3 separate regions of the Homo sapiens genome follow, and all the other regions are linked to region 1. The links are chromatin contacts, found by Hi-C or POLR2A ChIA-PET in ENCODE. All regions are on one chromosome and are shown on one strand. The core of a region is the stretch at or near the end of the contact, and the rest is flanking DNA. Distances in the headings are between cores, read along the strand shown.

Region 1 (5,026 bases), core at 1,003-3,502:
AAGTGATTTGCCTGCCTCAGCCTCCCAAAGAGCTAAGGTTATAGGTGTGGGCCACTGTGCCTGATTATAATATACATTTTATTAAAACAAAGAGTTCATATCCTTTTTAAAGTTTATTTTTTTTTACTGTAAGTTCTGGGGTACATGTGTAGAATGTGCAGGTTTGTTACATAGGTACACACGTGCCATGGTGGTTTGCTACACCCATCAGCCTGTCATCTACATTAGGTATTTGTCCTAATGCTATCCCTCCCCTAGTCCCCCACCCCCCGCAACAGGCTCCAGTATGTTATGTTCCCCTCCCTGTGTCCATGTGTTCTCATTGTTCAACTCCCACTTATGAGTGAGAACATGAAAGTGTTTGGTTTTCTGTTCCTGTGTTAGTTTCCTGAGAATGATGGTTTCCAGCTTCATCCATGTCCCTGCAAAGGACATGAACTCATCCTTTTTTATGGCTGCATAGTATTCCATGGTGTCTATGTCCATTCTATCCATTCTTTATCCAGTCTATCATTGATGGGCATTTGGGTTGGTTCCAAGACTTTGCTATTGTGAGTAGGGCTGCAATAAACATACGCATGCATGTGTCTTCATAGTAGAATGATTTATAATCCTTTGGGTATATACCCAGTAACGGGATTACTGGGTCAAATGGTATTTCTGGTTCTAGATCCTTGAGGAATCACCACACTGTCTTCCACAGTGGTTGAACTAAATTACACTCCCACCAACAGTGTAAAAGCATTCCTATTTCTCCACATGCTCTCCAGCATCTGTTGCAAAACAAACAGTTTATTTCCTATACAATTTGCTCATTGTCTATAACATTGGGAAATAAAGGAGAAAAGTGTGACAAGTGACTAAATAATTTCAGTGATGACTAGGACATTTGTGAAGTTTATCAGCCAACAAAACATAATAAAATTGAGTTGGTCCCTAGTCTCCCAAATATCCCCTCTCTGCAGCTCTGGAGGGCTGTGACGTCAACGAGGAATAATGGCTCGCGTCCACGGTTCTGGTTGTTTTCTCCTTCAGTTTTCACAATTCTTTTTTTTTTTTTTTTTTTTTAAGTGCTAACCTGCTTTCTTTCTCTCTGCCAGGGGTGGATGTGATTACAAAGCTCTTCTCAGCCTCAGGTAAAGATTATTGTTACCTGTGGTCCTGAGAGACCTGGCTCTATTTCTCAAACCTTTTGTATGTGTGCTGGGAAACCCTAGGGTTAAATGTCACTTCTCTAGAGAGCTGGGGGAACTTTCACCACCACAAAGTGGCCTAATCCCACGCTCTGTCTGAGGGTTTCTCTGGAGTCCCTCTGCTGGCCATGAGAAACAAGAGCAGAAAGCAGTTCTTTAGAATAAGAAACCCAGAATTTTGTATTTGAAAGTGATACATAGAGATGTAGAGAGGCAAGACTTTTCCTGCTCAGCAAAGGGAAGTCACACTCAGGTTATGATCTAAAGCAGTGAGACTAGGTGCAAAATCAAAATTAATTTAATACAGGGTACTGGAAAAAAATAATTCCTTTGAGGAATAACTGGAATGTACAACTAATGTTTGGTTTTTAGAACAAGGCTGGAAGGCATGTTCCTTACCCACAAATACTCCGCCTTTCCCCCAGGTTGCTTTGGTCTGGTCTAATTCATGAGTCAGATTACCAAGGTATCATACAAATAGACAGACGCCATACAGATACCAAACTGAACCGATGGAATCAGACACTTGAGTGTGCGCAATTGATGCAGCACTCTGATTACGGACTGGGCTTTGTGGTCCATTGGCCCTGGGTTTCATTAACTGTCCAGGCTCCCTCCAGAGACTCAGGGCATGTTTTGTTGCTGTGGGTGGTGCTCTTGCTCTATCAAAGGGACCGCAAGAGAGTATGCGCTTCAGATGATGACCAGTATAGGTGCTGAAGGACTTCTTATACAAAAAGAAGCAGCTCCTGGTGTTTGTCACCAAAAGGATGAGAAAAAGAGAAATGAAAATCAACCACATATGCAACAATGTCATATCTTCTCGACTCATTTTCTGATCAAACGAAAATGAAAATAAAATCCATGCACTATACAATGACTTAGAAATATCTACCAGCCCAGAGAAGTAGATAAAGAGTGAAAATATTTCAAAGGAGATGGATGAGAAATAGATGGCACTTGGTGGAAAGTCCTGACAATACAGCAAAGGAGAAACTGGTCACTTGTGTTTAGGAAAGGGCAATGTACTGAGGGGCCTTGGCCATCCCTGAGGTGCAATGCATGACAGCAGCCAGTGGGGGTCAGAGGTGCTCCATGGCTTAGAGCGCCTTTAACCCTCAGCCTGCAAATCCTGCGCACAGGAGACCAGCTGGACCTCCTTTGGAGCTGGTACTTCCCTCCAGGCAGAGCAGAACTGTGAAAACATAGGAGGTGGTTGATCTCATATGCTTTACCACAAGCGCACTTTTGACTTCAAGACAGTTTGCTGATTTTATTTTTTCTTTCACTTATTCTCTTCCCGTTTCTCTTGTTCCCAGCAAAAACCTCTCTGTTGATCATGGATACAGGACAGTCATCTCTCTGAGTTAAGCATGTGAACACCCAAAATCAAGGACTATAGCCTGTTTCCTGAACCCTTATCTCTCTAGGGTACAGAACTTTTTTTAAGTCACTGGCAGTTTGGAGACAATGCTTAAGTGGGTGGGTGGTTCTGGTTGGTTTATAGGTACACACGGGCATCCGGGCTGGAGGTGGCTCACACAAGCTCATGAGAGCCAGTTGTGTAATCTCTTCCCTGCCCCTAGTTAAGTGATGTCATGTTGGTAGCTTGATGTTGGCCATGGTGGGAGTATTTATGCTACAAAAATGGCCATTTACTGCAAATCAGGACTACCCCTCTCCCTGCAGCACCCCAGAAAGCTGGTTGTTAAATACAATGAGTACACCAATGGCCCCAGGGCAGGTTTAAGAGTCAGAGAAGGTATAAATTGCTGGTCAGGCCTGGTGGCTCATGCCTATAATCCCAACAGTTTGGGAGAGTGAGGTGGGAGGATCACTTGAGCCCAGGAGTTTGAGACCAGTCTGGGCAACATAGTGGGACCCCATCTCTACAAAAAAATTGGCTGGGTGTGGTGGCACACACCGGCTACTAGGGAGGCTGAGGCAGGAAGATCACTTGAGCCCTTGAGGTTGCAGTGAGCCATGATTGTGCCACTGCACTCCAGCCTGAGTGACAGAGCAAGACCCTGTCTCAAAAAAAAAAAAAAAAATTACTTAGCCTCATGTATGTTCATGTTCAGGCCACAATGCATCTAGTGAAAAGAAAAAGGAGCAGTGTTTGATTAGCTGAGAGGATCTTCCAGTATGAACCATTCCAGAAACTATAGTCAACAATCCTTTAAAGATGCCTTTCCTATTAAGGGCAAGCAAGAAATTAAATAAAATTTTTGTTTGTAATTTTTAACAGTTGAATTGCAGTACTAAGTGGCTCATGAAGCCATGCAACATCTTTTTCCTTTCAATTTTGAGCCTTAGGAAAAATGTGAGCTTTCTTAGAAAGCTTGTAACATCAGATTTATCGTTTTTATGAAGCAAAAATCCAGAATAAAAACAGTGGCCACCAGGAACCATTGAACAATACATGTTTGCTCATGTCATGTTCATGTACAACTCATGGATTTAAAGGCATAAAGTTAGCTTTTCTCAGAGAAAACACTCTATCACATTCATGGATTAACTTTCACCCTGGCCAGTCTATCAAAATTACTGGAAGACACACACATTCAAGGAGTTTGCTGTATTATAACATTTGCAACACTTTCTGCAAAGGAAATAGGTTTAAGTCATTAGATCACAATATATATTTTTATCATTAATGAAATGTTTTCAGATAGATTATCGGCCCCATGGGGTTTCTGGCCATGCAAGGAAGATGGCTAAATGGGGGTGCTAGCTCTCTGGGCTTGGGAGATGGAGTAAAAGCAGTGGGCAGGAGGGCTGAGGAAATAAGTCATTATAATGAGGCGGTGGGAGCCAGGTTTCTCACTGCAAGAAAAGAGTAATAAACATAGGAAAGAAGAAAGCTAGAATGAACGCTGTGGTCTATGGGATTAGGATGAGAAGTTTTGGTGTAAATTTAGAGTTTGCACTATGTGGGGTTGGATAAAGAAACAAAACGTTGATATACATTTCTGTGAGTCTGTGCATACACTTTATATCTTCATGTGTGCGTATGTATACACATTCACACATGTACACAAATACATACATTTCCTAGCTTTGTACTAGAGAGAGCTTGGGAGTAGTGAAATCCAATAACAAAGATCCTACCTAGAATTTAGTTTCTAAATATTATACTATTTTTCCATGAATATGGACCAGAATTCCTTGGAGAAATGGCCGATCTCACAGGTGGACCAGGAAAAATATGCCAAGTTTAAAATATCTTGTTGTGCCAGAAGGTAAGAAAGTAATCAAATAATGATGGCAACATAGAGGACATGGGACAGCCGGAAGGGGTGCCAGCTGGCCCAATCTGGGATGATTTGTGTGTCCAAGTAACCACAGTATTAGATTATATCCCATTGATTAAAATAGATATCCATGAGTCTGTCCTGATATAACAAGCAAATGAACACATAAATGGAAAGAGAATGCTCTTTCCTAAAGTAGAATGCCAGCTAATGAATGCTGAAAAAATTAAGGACTTAGAGCAATTTGAGAACCATAGTAATTATTTTAGGCAAAATGCATCAATAGATTTGAAAGCTGGAAGGTGAAAGTTGAGTAAAGAATGGGATGTTTACACAGTCTAGGGGTATCTCTCCAGGAAACACTTGTTGACTGCAAAGTAAAAAAAGGTAATTGGTGGTAACTGGGAGATACAGGGTTTCTTTTTGGAGTGATGAAGACATAGTAGAATTAGATCATGGTAATGGTTGCACAACATTATGAATTTACTAATAATCACTGAATTGTACACTTTCAAACAGTGAATTTTATGTTACATGAACTTATCTTTAAAAAAATAAAATTAATTTGACAAATCAGTT
Region 2 (5,026 bases), core at 1,471-3,970, 300 kb after region 1:
ATATTGGGACAGCACAGACAGTATTTTCTAAGATCTTTTCTGATTCTAGCATTCTGTGCTTGACAGAACCTCTCTAGGAAAACCAGTATTGTTACAATGGATCTTAAGACCTTGTCTGATCTTTATGGTCTGTGTACTTTGGAAGAGAACTAAAAGCAAATTTGTAGAGACCCTTAAGAAGAACATGGATCTTGAGAAACTAGGAGTGTGTTTCCTGGAGGCTGATGAGTACTCTAATGACCGTCAATGGTATTTTCTAAGTCTTTACATGAATCAGGTTTGAACTATCTCAACTTCTGAAAAATAATAGCTAATAAAAACTGACATTTTTTGAGTACTTACTCTAGATTAACATACTTCTTTCACAAAAAACAAATAACATAGGCATATTATTATTCTTGATTTACGGATGAAGAAAGTGAGGAAAGGAAATGTTAAATAACTTGTCTCAGGCCATCCAGCTAGAAAGTGGATAGCCAGGATATGAAACTAGACAATGAGCTCCAGATCTTATTTTGTAAAAATCTTAATGAATAATAGCACACATATACAGCAGTGTTCAAGTCAAAAATGTGCAGATTAATTACTTTTCATAAAGTAAACTTGCCCATACCATTTCCAGAATATTACCAGCATCCCAGAAGCCCTCATTAGGACCCTATTCAGTTACCGCTCACCCCATCCCAACTAAGGATAACCACTACGCTGATTGCTAACACCATAGGTTAGAAGAACTTATACTTTAACCACTATGTTGTAGATCCCTGAAGACAGTATTAGAAGATCACATTCTTATAATCAAGAGAAGAAACAAACATGTTTGGTGGTTTCAAATTAATCGGTAGTAAAAACAGGCAATCCGCAGACTAGAGAACTACTCATTGATTTGATACATATTCATTGAGCATCTACTATGTAACAAGCATTGTACTAAGCACTAGGTATTCAACATTGATTGAAACAGACAGAGCTCCTCCTCTATAAAGGTTTTAAGACTTGGTCCACTTTATCAACTAATAGGTGGCTTAGAGAGTAGAAGAAGACTACTCAGTGATCTTGGTGGTGGCTGACAGCCACAATAGTGGTGGTCAATAGCCTTAGTGATGGGGCCGACAATAGTGCTGGCACTCCAGAGAAGAGTTGCCCTGGCTCTGGTCTCTAGAATTTTAGCAGAATGTCCTTTGAGTCTCCTGGAATTTTGGAAAGGTGACAATTAGAGCTAATTGCATGACATTCCACTAAAAACTATTTTATAAACAATTTCTGAATACTCTCTTTATAAGCAATAACTTAGGAAAAGTCTACAAGCTTAATGTAACCAGAGAGATTACAACATGAGATGGGAGATGTGGGGATATTGCATGAATAGGAAAAAAATTTAAAAGACCACCAGGGAACTCCACCCCAGCTAATGAGGAATGATTACTCCCTGCTGACAAGCAACTGAGCCACTCTAACTAATATTTTCCAGAGTAATAAAGAGGCTGATGCAAGACAGTGAAGCATCCAGGGGCTATTTCCAAACAAATTCTGGGAGATACAAAAGCAAATAGACCAATGACAGTTAAAAAAAAAAAAAGGCTTCTATGGGCTACTGCAAATTGAGCTACTTGCATCACTGTGACCCAGTCGTGCCTTATGCCCAGGGATACTTTAGTAACTGCTCTCTTGTGGTTCAGGGAGAATGTAGATGGAAGGTGAGTTTTAAATGTACCGACGTCTTGCTTTTTCCAAAGTTGACTTGATCTCTCCCTTGAAATGCATATGCTAATATGACCCCTGGGAATTGTGCAAACCTACCAACACACCACAAGGTCAGCTGTTTAGACATTGTTGGGTTTCCGTAATGCTGAGAAAATAGCATGGGAGCCCTGCAGGAACCGTGCCATCACTGTGTTTCTCTTATCTGAGCTCGGTTCTCACACTAGCTGGAGCTCTTGCATCTACTGTACAATGAAAACATACTGTGGGAACAACTGAAATTTCATCTCAGGGGAGGAGAAGGGGTGCATTTTCTCCTATTACCCAACTCCATGCTATGCAACCAGTCTCACCCATCCTTGTGTCAAATCCGCATAGCTAATGGAGCATGAGAAGCCTTAAGTGCCTCAGTCTATTTATTGTAAACAGTGAAAGGGTGTAAGCAGCAAACAGGACTTCTAATCATGGAAAGCTGAGTGGAGCTGTGCAAAGGGCTTGCAGGGAAACCCAAGTCCAGAGAGCACAGCTAGTGTGTAATGAACTGCAAGGGTGGCCTCAGGTCTTTTCCTATAAATGAGCGACAGGCAGACTCCTAGGAGCTTTGCAGCACCAATGAGGAGCAGCGAGGCCTGAGCGGGGAATCTGCAAAGCTCAGGAAGTTCTGACTCTATGATGAAAAGACTGAGCAAGAGAAAAGCCCCATTTCCAAATGGAAAAGGTCTAGACATCTAAATCCTTTCCTCTCATTTTTTTTTCTCACCATGATTTCAGCTTGCATTCAGTGGGAGCTGGCAATCTTTCCACTCAGGTCTTGTTCCTTGACAAACACAGTGCAAAAACTGATGCTTAGGCTTTAAACTATGTGGAGCACGCCCAAGGCTACTTTGTAGAAAGCGAAGGTCTGTGCAATGACCTGCTCCCTGGAGCCCTTGTAATAGTTGTTGGGAAGGTCTCAGAGCCAGCAAAATGATCGTTTCTGACTCTGTGGCTGAGGGATGGTGCTGCAAATGTGTGTTCTCTTGGGTTTCACTTCCTCCTGCCAAGATCACTCTGCCCTGCACCCTCCTCTTTTCTTCAAGGGATTAGGGGCTAGACCATTCATTCACTCATTCACTCAGCAAATATTTATTATTTGCTATGTGTCAGGCACTGATTTATGTGCAATGCACAGGACAGACAAAATTGCTCCCTTCATGAAGCTTACATTCTAACAAGAGAGAAGGACAAAGACAAATAAGGAAATGCATAGTTTAATATTGGGCAGTGATGAGTGGCATGCAGAAAAATAAAGTAAGCTAAAGGGACAGAGAGTTATTGTTAGATAAGGTGGTCTGAGATAATCCCTCTAAGGAGATGACATTAGAACCCAGACCTAATGATGTGAGCAAGCCATGTAGACACCTGGGAGAAGAATGTCTCAGGTAATGGAAATAGCACATGCAAAGGCTAACAGGTGGGAACATGCTTGGCATTCAGGAGGAACAGCAAGACCAGTCCTCATGAGAAGCCATGGGGAAAATAATAAAAGATGATATCAGAGAAGCAGGCAAGTGCCTGATCATGTGGGACTCTGGTATGGACTTTGCATTTTATTCTAGGAGGATGGGAAGCCATTTGAGCATGGCCGAGATATCATCTCTATTGCAAAACTTTGTGACTGTCAGTGGCCCTACCCACAGAATAAGACTGAGAGCCAAAGCTCAAACTGGAGAATAGACAGCCAGAGCAGAGTACGACAAGTCATAATGACCACAGCAATTCCAATGATCAAAGCTCAGGTATGACTGCAAGACCAGGAGCATTCTGTGATCCAATAGCCTTTTCTCTGTCTCCTCTTTTTAGAAGGGCCCAGTTGCCACTGTTAGGATGTAGAGAGACAACAGAGAGACATCATATCTATACCTGACAGGCTACAGGTCCCTCCTTGCCATGCACAGCTCTTGTTTGCCTCCCCGCTTTCCTTGCCTGCTCTTCCCAAGAACACCTGAGGCTCCCGTCACAGTGAATTATACATCTTCCCCGACCGTGTTATTCCTCCCTTCCTGGAATGTGCTCATTCTTCTGCCTAGAGTGACATTTTCTGCCTTGTATGCCGGAGGAAAGACCCACTCGTCCTTAAAGAGTCAGCTTAAATAGTATCTCCTCTGTGAAGGATGTACGGTATTTCTGCTGACATGTGTCACACTGCATTGAAGCATAGACAGGTGACACTGGATAAGAATAAATAATGAAGACGAGTTAAAATGTAAAAAAGGTTTTTTGTTAAGGTCAAGGAGATAACACACTCCTGTTGTAGAAGAGGCAGGCCACTTCGAAGGGAATATATGCTCCTAGTGTCATTCATCAGGCGGTAGGTAACTTCTAGGGGAAGAGGAAGCACACCAGAGTGGGAAAGGAACTTTTAGGGGCTGGGAGACATTGGCTAGACACTCAGGCATGTCTGGATCAAGCTGAATTGACTCTGGCCACTGCGATTAGGCAGGAAGCTGGCCCAGGAAGCAATCATGCATCTGGGTTTGTATGACAGTTCAGTTCCCGCTTAAAGTGAATTGGTAAAAGGAGCACAGTTTCTGCTCTCCTGAGGTGAGCATGGCAGGGAGGGGTGCTTTAGCAATGAGGAAGACACAGAGAAAGCAGAGGTGAACAGCCACCTGCAGGTGGATAATCACCCACTAAAGGACACGTGCTTCCATTGAATTAGATATGTTAAATAAAGGAGCTGCCCTGCATTGCCATCTTTGCTCGGGAAGAAGAAAGCTATTATAGCCTAACAAATGGTAATCGATTGCTTCTTATGACCAAATTTAAATTAAAACCGAAGAAGTTCCTTGAGTAAGACCAAACCTGTTGAAATTTCAAAAAGGCAACTAAACTTCGAACTTCCCCCTGACTCCATGCAGCAGCCGAAAGATCATAATTACTAGTTTGATAACTGAAAGGAACACTATATTTTTATTTAAAAGACACAAGTTTGAGTCCCTGGCTGTGCTGTCATTTGATTGTGTGATTGGCAAGTCACTTCACCACTCTGAACCTCAATATCCTCACCTAAAAGGCAGATAATATAGCTAACTTGCAATGTTGCAGTGAGAATTAAATGAAATGGGCCAGGCACGGTGGCTCACGCCTGTAATCCCAGCACTTTGGGAGGCCGAGGTGGGCGGACCACAAGGTCAGGAGTTTGAGACCAGCCTGACAAACATAGTGAAACCCCATCTCTACTAAAAATACAAAAACTAGCCGGGCGTGCTGGTGTGCGCCTGTAACCCCAGCTACTCAGGAGGCTGAGGCAGGAGAATCACTTGAACCCAGGAAGTGGAGGTTG
Region 3 (5,026 bases), core at 948-3,447, 270 kb after region 1:
GTGAACTTATAGGTTGGGAAAGGTCCTATGTGGGGTGGGCAGGCAGCAATGGGACTGAAGCCATGGAGGGGGTGGGTGGAATTCACTAGATGCATGGAAGGACAGCTCAGCAGGATACCTGAAGTTGAGGCTGACTAAAGTGTCGTCAGGATTTAAAGGTGTGACATGTTAGGAACTGAAAGTTTGTGTTAGAACACTGCAGGTGAGAAGCTTCTATCAGTAAAGAAGACGCTATTTTAGCAAGCTTTGAACATCACACTTGAGTGATGGAGACTTGGCACTCAAACAGCTAATAAGAAGTCATGTAGATTGTTTAAGAAATGGAGGGCATGTGGAGATTGGCACTTGAGGGCTAATCATGGGTAATTTGCCCACCTCTTTTGAGTCTCAGTTTCCTCATCCACGTGGGCAGTGGTGTGTAGGCTGGGTGGCCCAGTGGGGAGACTGGAGGAGACAGGGAGGTCAGTGCAGAGGCTGCTCTACAATGCTTCTGACAGAGGTGAAGAGATTCTCTAGGGAAGTGCTTCTTAAACTGCAGTGTGCACAAAAATCCCCTGAGACCTTGCTCAAATGCAGATCCTGATTGAGTCTCTGCCAGGACTATCTCCCAGGTGATGCTGATGCTAGTGATCAGGGACTACACTTGAGTAACAAGGACCAAGACTAAGAGTTACAGCAGAAATGGAGAGACAGAGATGCATGCATCAAAGGAAGACCTGGTAGAAGCTAGCCTTTGATGAAGTACTGAGACATCCTGCAACGTGGATGAAGGTGAACCTCCAAAACATATGCTCAGTGAAAGAAGCGAGGCACAAAAGAACACATAGCGTATGGTTCTGCTTTTTTTTTTTTTTTTTTTTTTTGAGACGGAGTCTCGCTCTGTCGCCCAGGCTGGAGTGCAGTGGCGGGATCTCGGCTCACTGCAAGCTCCGCCTCCCGGGTTCACGCCATTCTCCTGCCTCAGCCTCCCAAGTAGCTGGGACTACAGGCGCCCGCCACTACGCCCGGCTAATTTTTTGTATTTTTAGTAGAGACGGGGTTTCACCGTTTTAGCCGGGATGGTCTCGATCTCCTGACCTCGTGATCCGCCCGCCTTGGCCTCCCAGGTTCTGCTTATATGAAATGTCCAGAAAAGGCAAAAAGCAAAAATATTGGGCCAGTAAGCAGATGAGTGGTTGCTTAGGATAGAGAGTGGAAAAAGAAGTGATTGTGTGTGGGCATGAGGCTTTTTAGGGGGTGAGAAAAATGTTCTGAAATTAGATTATGGGGATTGTTATACAATTTTATAAACATACAAAAAATAGTTGAATTGTATACTTACAGTAAGTTAATTTTATGGTAAATAAAGTTGTTAATTTTAAAAAAAAGATTCAATACAAGTTTGTGTTTGAAACATAGGAGATAACAGAAAGGAAACAATACAAGAAGAAATTCATCTGTTAAGCCTGTTCCATGGACAGGCTAGCTTTTGTTCTCCCTTGCTTCCTCCTCTTGAAAACAGCGAGTCTGATGGACTGGGATCTGAGCTCAGAGCTAACCTAGGTATTTTAGACACTTCAGTAGTTAGAGAAATTCCTTTTAGTGATCCCAAATCACACCTTGGGTATAACTACCTCCACTGCAGGACTGGTCAGGTTAGCAACCTGGAAAGGCATGAGGGGAAAAGAATGAATCATCAGAAAATATATAGTGTAATCATCTGAAAAGGTGACTCACGCATGAATTTTTACATGCCTATTCTTTACTCAGACCCCAGTAATATCTCTTACATTGAAAAACTATACGTCCTCAGGTTTCCAAGCACAAAATTGTGTTCAGACATTGCATTGCTTTTACCACAATCTGCATACAGCACCAGAGTCTGGAGATTCTGGGTCAGTGTGATCCCAGGACCAGTAACATCAGCATCATCTGAGGACTTGGTAGAAATACAGACTCTTACGCTCCACCCTAGGATTACAGAATCAGAAACTGGGTGTGGGGCCCAGAAGTCTGTTTTAACAAGCCCTCCAGGTAATTATTTGCATGTTAACATTTGAGAACTACTACTGTAGGTCATGATATGTGCGTGCACACACACACACACACACACACACCAGCCTCACTTGGGAAATGATGCTTATTCCAAGACAAGAGCTACTGTCTTGTAAGGGCAGAAGTTATGATGGCAAATATACGGCAGGAATGCAACCACTTCCATCTTCCCTATACATGCCTGTCACCACTAATCCATCACTGCAATCTTTCATAATGAGTCAGGGTAGCAGTGCCTTTGGCCATCTAGCAGGAGAAAACCTCACCAGGTGTCCTGCACTAACATGGAGTTGGGTGGGGAAAGGCTGAAGTAGATTTAGAAATTGCAATGTGGAGAATTTGGCAGAAAGTGAGAGCCTGATATAGATAGTGTTACTAATTCCCCACGGTCTTGGGTGGCCCATAGGAGATTAAGAATTTCCTATTATCCAAGCTGGGGAACATGGGCTGAAAGATTGGTAGATCCAACAAGGCCTGGAGTCCAAACAAATAAACTCACAAAGTGCCAGAATCTCAAATCCAGAATTGAGGGGCAGAATGAAACTGTCAGATGCGAACATGAGGTCCCAAAGGCCAGGTGGAATCAGCCACATCTGGTGGAAACTGATGCAAGTTATCCAGTGACAAGGTAGGACAAGGGACATCCTGGAAGAGGTCACAGAAGATCCACGGGACAGCTCACACCAAAGACCCCCCTCCCAGCTTCCTTGTTCAAGAAGAGTAAGCTTTCCCCTCCCAGAAGCCATTTCGGGGAGGAGAAGGTAGAAAGGATTTTCTTTGAGAACACAGATATAGCCCTGATATTGAAATACTTAACTGAATACTTACCCCAAAGAGGCAGTTATAAACTGGAAGAGACTGGGTTATCTGTGAAACTGTGAGGTAGATAGGAATTTTAGATCTGTTTCAGAGAATAAAGTTAAAATTTGGGGGGCAAACATCTGATTTGTAACTGTTCATAAAGCTACCTATCAAAATGTTATGGATTTCAGGTTTTTTTTTTTTTTGTCTTGACATTAGTTTCTCCTGGTCCAGCTAAAACAAGCAGGGCGTGGGAGGCAGATGCAAAGGTCGGCATTGGCCTCAGAGGGTTGACCAGCTCCAGGTTTCAACACGAGGTGCCCCTTGTCCTATTTCAGAATGCTTCCCCTTCAGCCTAAAAGGTTTCAACAGTTAGTGCTTCCCCTTCAGCCTAAAAGGTTTCGACAGTTAGTGCCATTTGGTCCAGTCACATAATCACAGCTGGTAATTGGAGAAGGTGAACATGTGCTTCCAACATTCACTTTTCGTAGACTCATTAGGTCAAAGATCATCTGAGCAAACCCTCTCATTTTACAGATGAGGAAACCAAGGTCAAAGAAGCTAAACTAAGTTACTCGCGAGCTGTAGCTGGAAAAAAGCTGGAACCAGAATCCTAATTGCTCCAAGTCCAAATTCACAGCTCTTTCTAGCACATCAAGCTGCTCATAAACCAGAAATGATCCGTTCCACACACTGTAATCATAAACCAAAACCCAAAGATTCCAAGTAGTCTCTTTCTTGAAAGAAACCATTGGTGTTTGCTTTACTTCTTCTTCCTACATGTGTTTTGAGAGATGTTGTGAATCTCCTGATGAAAAGCTGTTCTGAGAGAAGCTGAGACAAAGCCTCAGTGATCTATGGCTGCCAAAGTCAGCCCCTCTGCAGCTGTACCAGGACAGAGGAGGCGGGGAGGCAGCCAAGCTGTCTTCAGTGCTGTATTCAGAGGTGCGAGCGCCTGGAATTCTGCAATCCAAAAGGGCCTTCTGGGGGTCAGCTGCCTTCTTAGTGTCTTTGAGGGATCACCCTTTGAAGAATCATCCTTCGACTGAAGGAGGACTTTGCACATGTCATGCAGTGTGAGTTTCAAAGACTGCCAGAATCCAAAGTCTCGATCAATCCATCAGGATGGGGACAACTTTTAGACAGGATCTGGTGATAATGTGGTGCATATCTTCTTTCTTCCATGACCTCAGAAATTTTGTTTTTAATTTGTGCTGGGAAGAAAAATGGAAATCAGAGCAATCACCTGGATAATTTTCTCCAAAAACACACATTTGCTTTAGTTTCCTGGAATGACTATTCATGAATGCGTTCAGATGCAAGTGTTATTTATCTGTTAGCCCCATAAATCTCATGGGGAGCTGTGCTTGGCTAAGGGTATCGGGTTGGAAGCCTAATTGCAACTCTTATCCAAAGTGACCAGAACCTTCCCAGTTACCCAGAATAAAGGACCCCCAGTTCCTTCTTTGTGTGTGTGTGTGTGTGTGTGTGTGTGTGTGTGTGTGTGTGTGAGAGAGAGAGAGAGAGAGAGAGAGAGTGCCATGTCCTTAAGTTGCATTTTCAGTATTGATTTTATTGTGGTCTGCTAATGTTTATATGGCTTAAAAAATGTTCTCTCCATGGATAAGGTCTCCACCTCTCAGGCCACAATAATACCTCGCAGAATGGACAAGCATGGATAATTTTCTAGTTTAACTCCAGGGCCATGTGCATGCCTCCTATAGGCCCTAACATGAGGGGGGCAAATAAATTCAATAAAGTTTCATCAAGTCTTACTTGTTTTCTGCTATGAACGATTTAATATTATAATTATTTTTAGCATAGAGGAAATGTGTATCTACCTTGGGGATAAATGATGATTCTGAAGACATCTTTGCTGTCAATTAACATGTTTCAGCTTCCCTAGAACTTGAGGAGAGAGGTTGGACAATATTATATTTGGCTAATGGCAAAGTCTGCAGACACTTCAACAAGAAAGTGAATGGTAATATCGCCTTGCTGATGCTTGCCATTTTCATTTCTCATTCTCATATTGGTCTGAATAAAACTGTGAAAACTTTCCCTCCTTTTTCTAAATAGTCCTCTTTTATTTCTCTAGAAACAAGAAAAAATAAAACACCACATACACGTATCTCACCCCTCTTCCCTTTGCCTCTCCTACTGCCTGGGCCTTCACTAGACCCATTAGTGC

What was found. A loop is a pair of places that touch in the nucleus more often than their neighbours do. ChIA-PET counts read pairs that join two places held with the same protein, here RNA polymerase II (POLR2A). Pooled maps may share reads with other maps.
Region 2: a map of B cell shows a loop between it and region 1 (7-fold over the local background). The contact joins two enhancer-like sites. A Hi-C loop is called at or near these places in 3 of 168 maps with a recorded cell type or tissue (B cell, IMR-90 and right cardiac atrium) and 4 of 50 pooled maps. POLR2A ChIA-PET finds 5 or more read pairs at or near these places in 1 of 52 experiments (BJ).
Region 3: a map of PC-9 shows a loop between it and region 1 (8-fold over the local background). The contact joins two enhancer-like sites. A Hi-C loop is called at or near these places in 2 of 168 maps with a recorded cell type or tissue (PC-9 and mammary epithelial cell), 1 of 37 single-sample maps with no recorded cell type and 3 of 50 pooled maps. POLR2A ChIA-PET finds 5 or more read pairs at or near these places in 2 of 52 experiments (AG04450 and BJ).

Annotation. Positions count from the first base shown.
Region 1 is chr5:56,268,444-56,273,469 of GRCh38, forward strand. No RefSeq gene overlaps it. Among named protein-coding and RNA genes, the nearest start is that of ANKRD55, 38 kb to the left of the region's middle. Within about 2 kb of position 2,253, at least 5 of the 41 ENCODE cell types and tissues checked have a DNase peak (open chromatin) inside an H3K27ac peak, as active enhancers do; they include PC-9, where a contact is called at or near this core.
Region 2 is chr5:56,563,196-56,568,221 of GRCh38, forward strand. All of the region lies in intron 1 of C5orf67 (chromosome 5 putative open reading frame 67), which reads right to left. Among named protein-coding and RNA genes, the nearest start is that of C5orf67, 41 kb to the right of the region's middle. Within about 2 kb of position 2,721, at least 3 of the 41 ENCODE cell types and tissues checked have a DNase peak (open chromatin) inside an H3K27ac peak, as active enhancers do.
Region 3 is chr5:56,541,979-56,547,004 of GRCh38, forward strand. The region is part of intron 2 of C5orf67 (chromosome 5 putative open reading frame 67); the gene reads right to left. Among named protein-coding and RNA genes, the nearest start is that of C5orf67, 62 kb to the right of the region's middle. RefSeq lists a silencer at 3,110-3,310. Within about 2 kb of position 2,198, at least 4 of the 41 ENCODE cell types and tissues checked have a DNase peak (open chromatin) inside an H3K27ac peak, as active enhancers do; they include PC-9, where a contact is called at or near this core.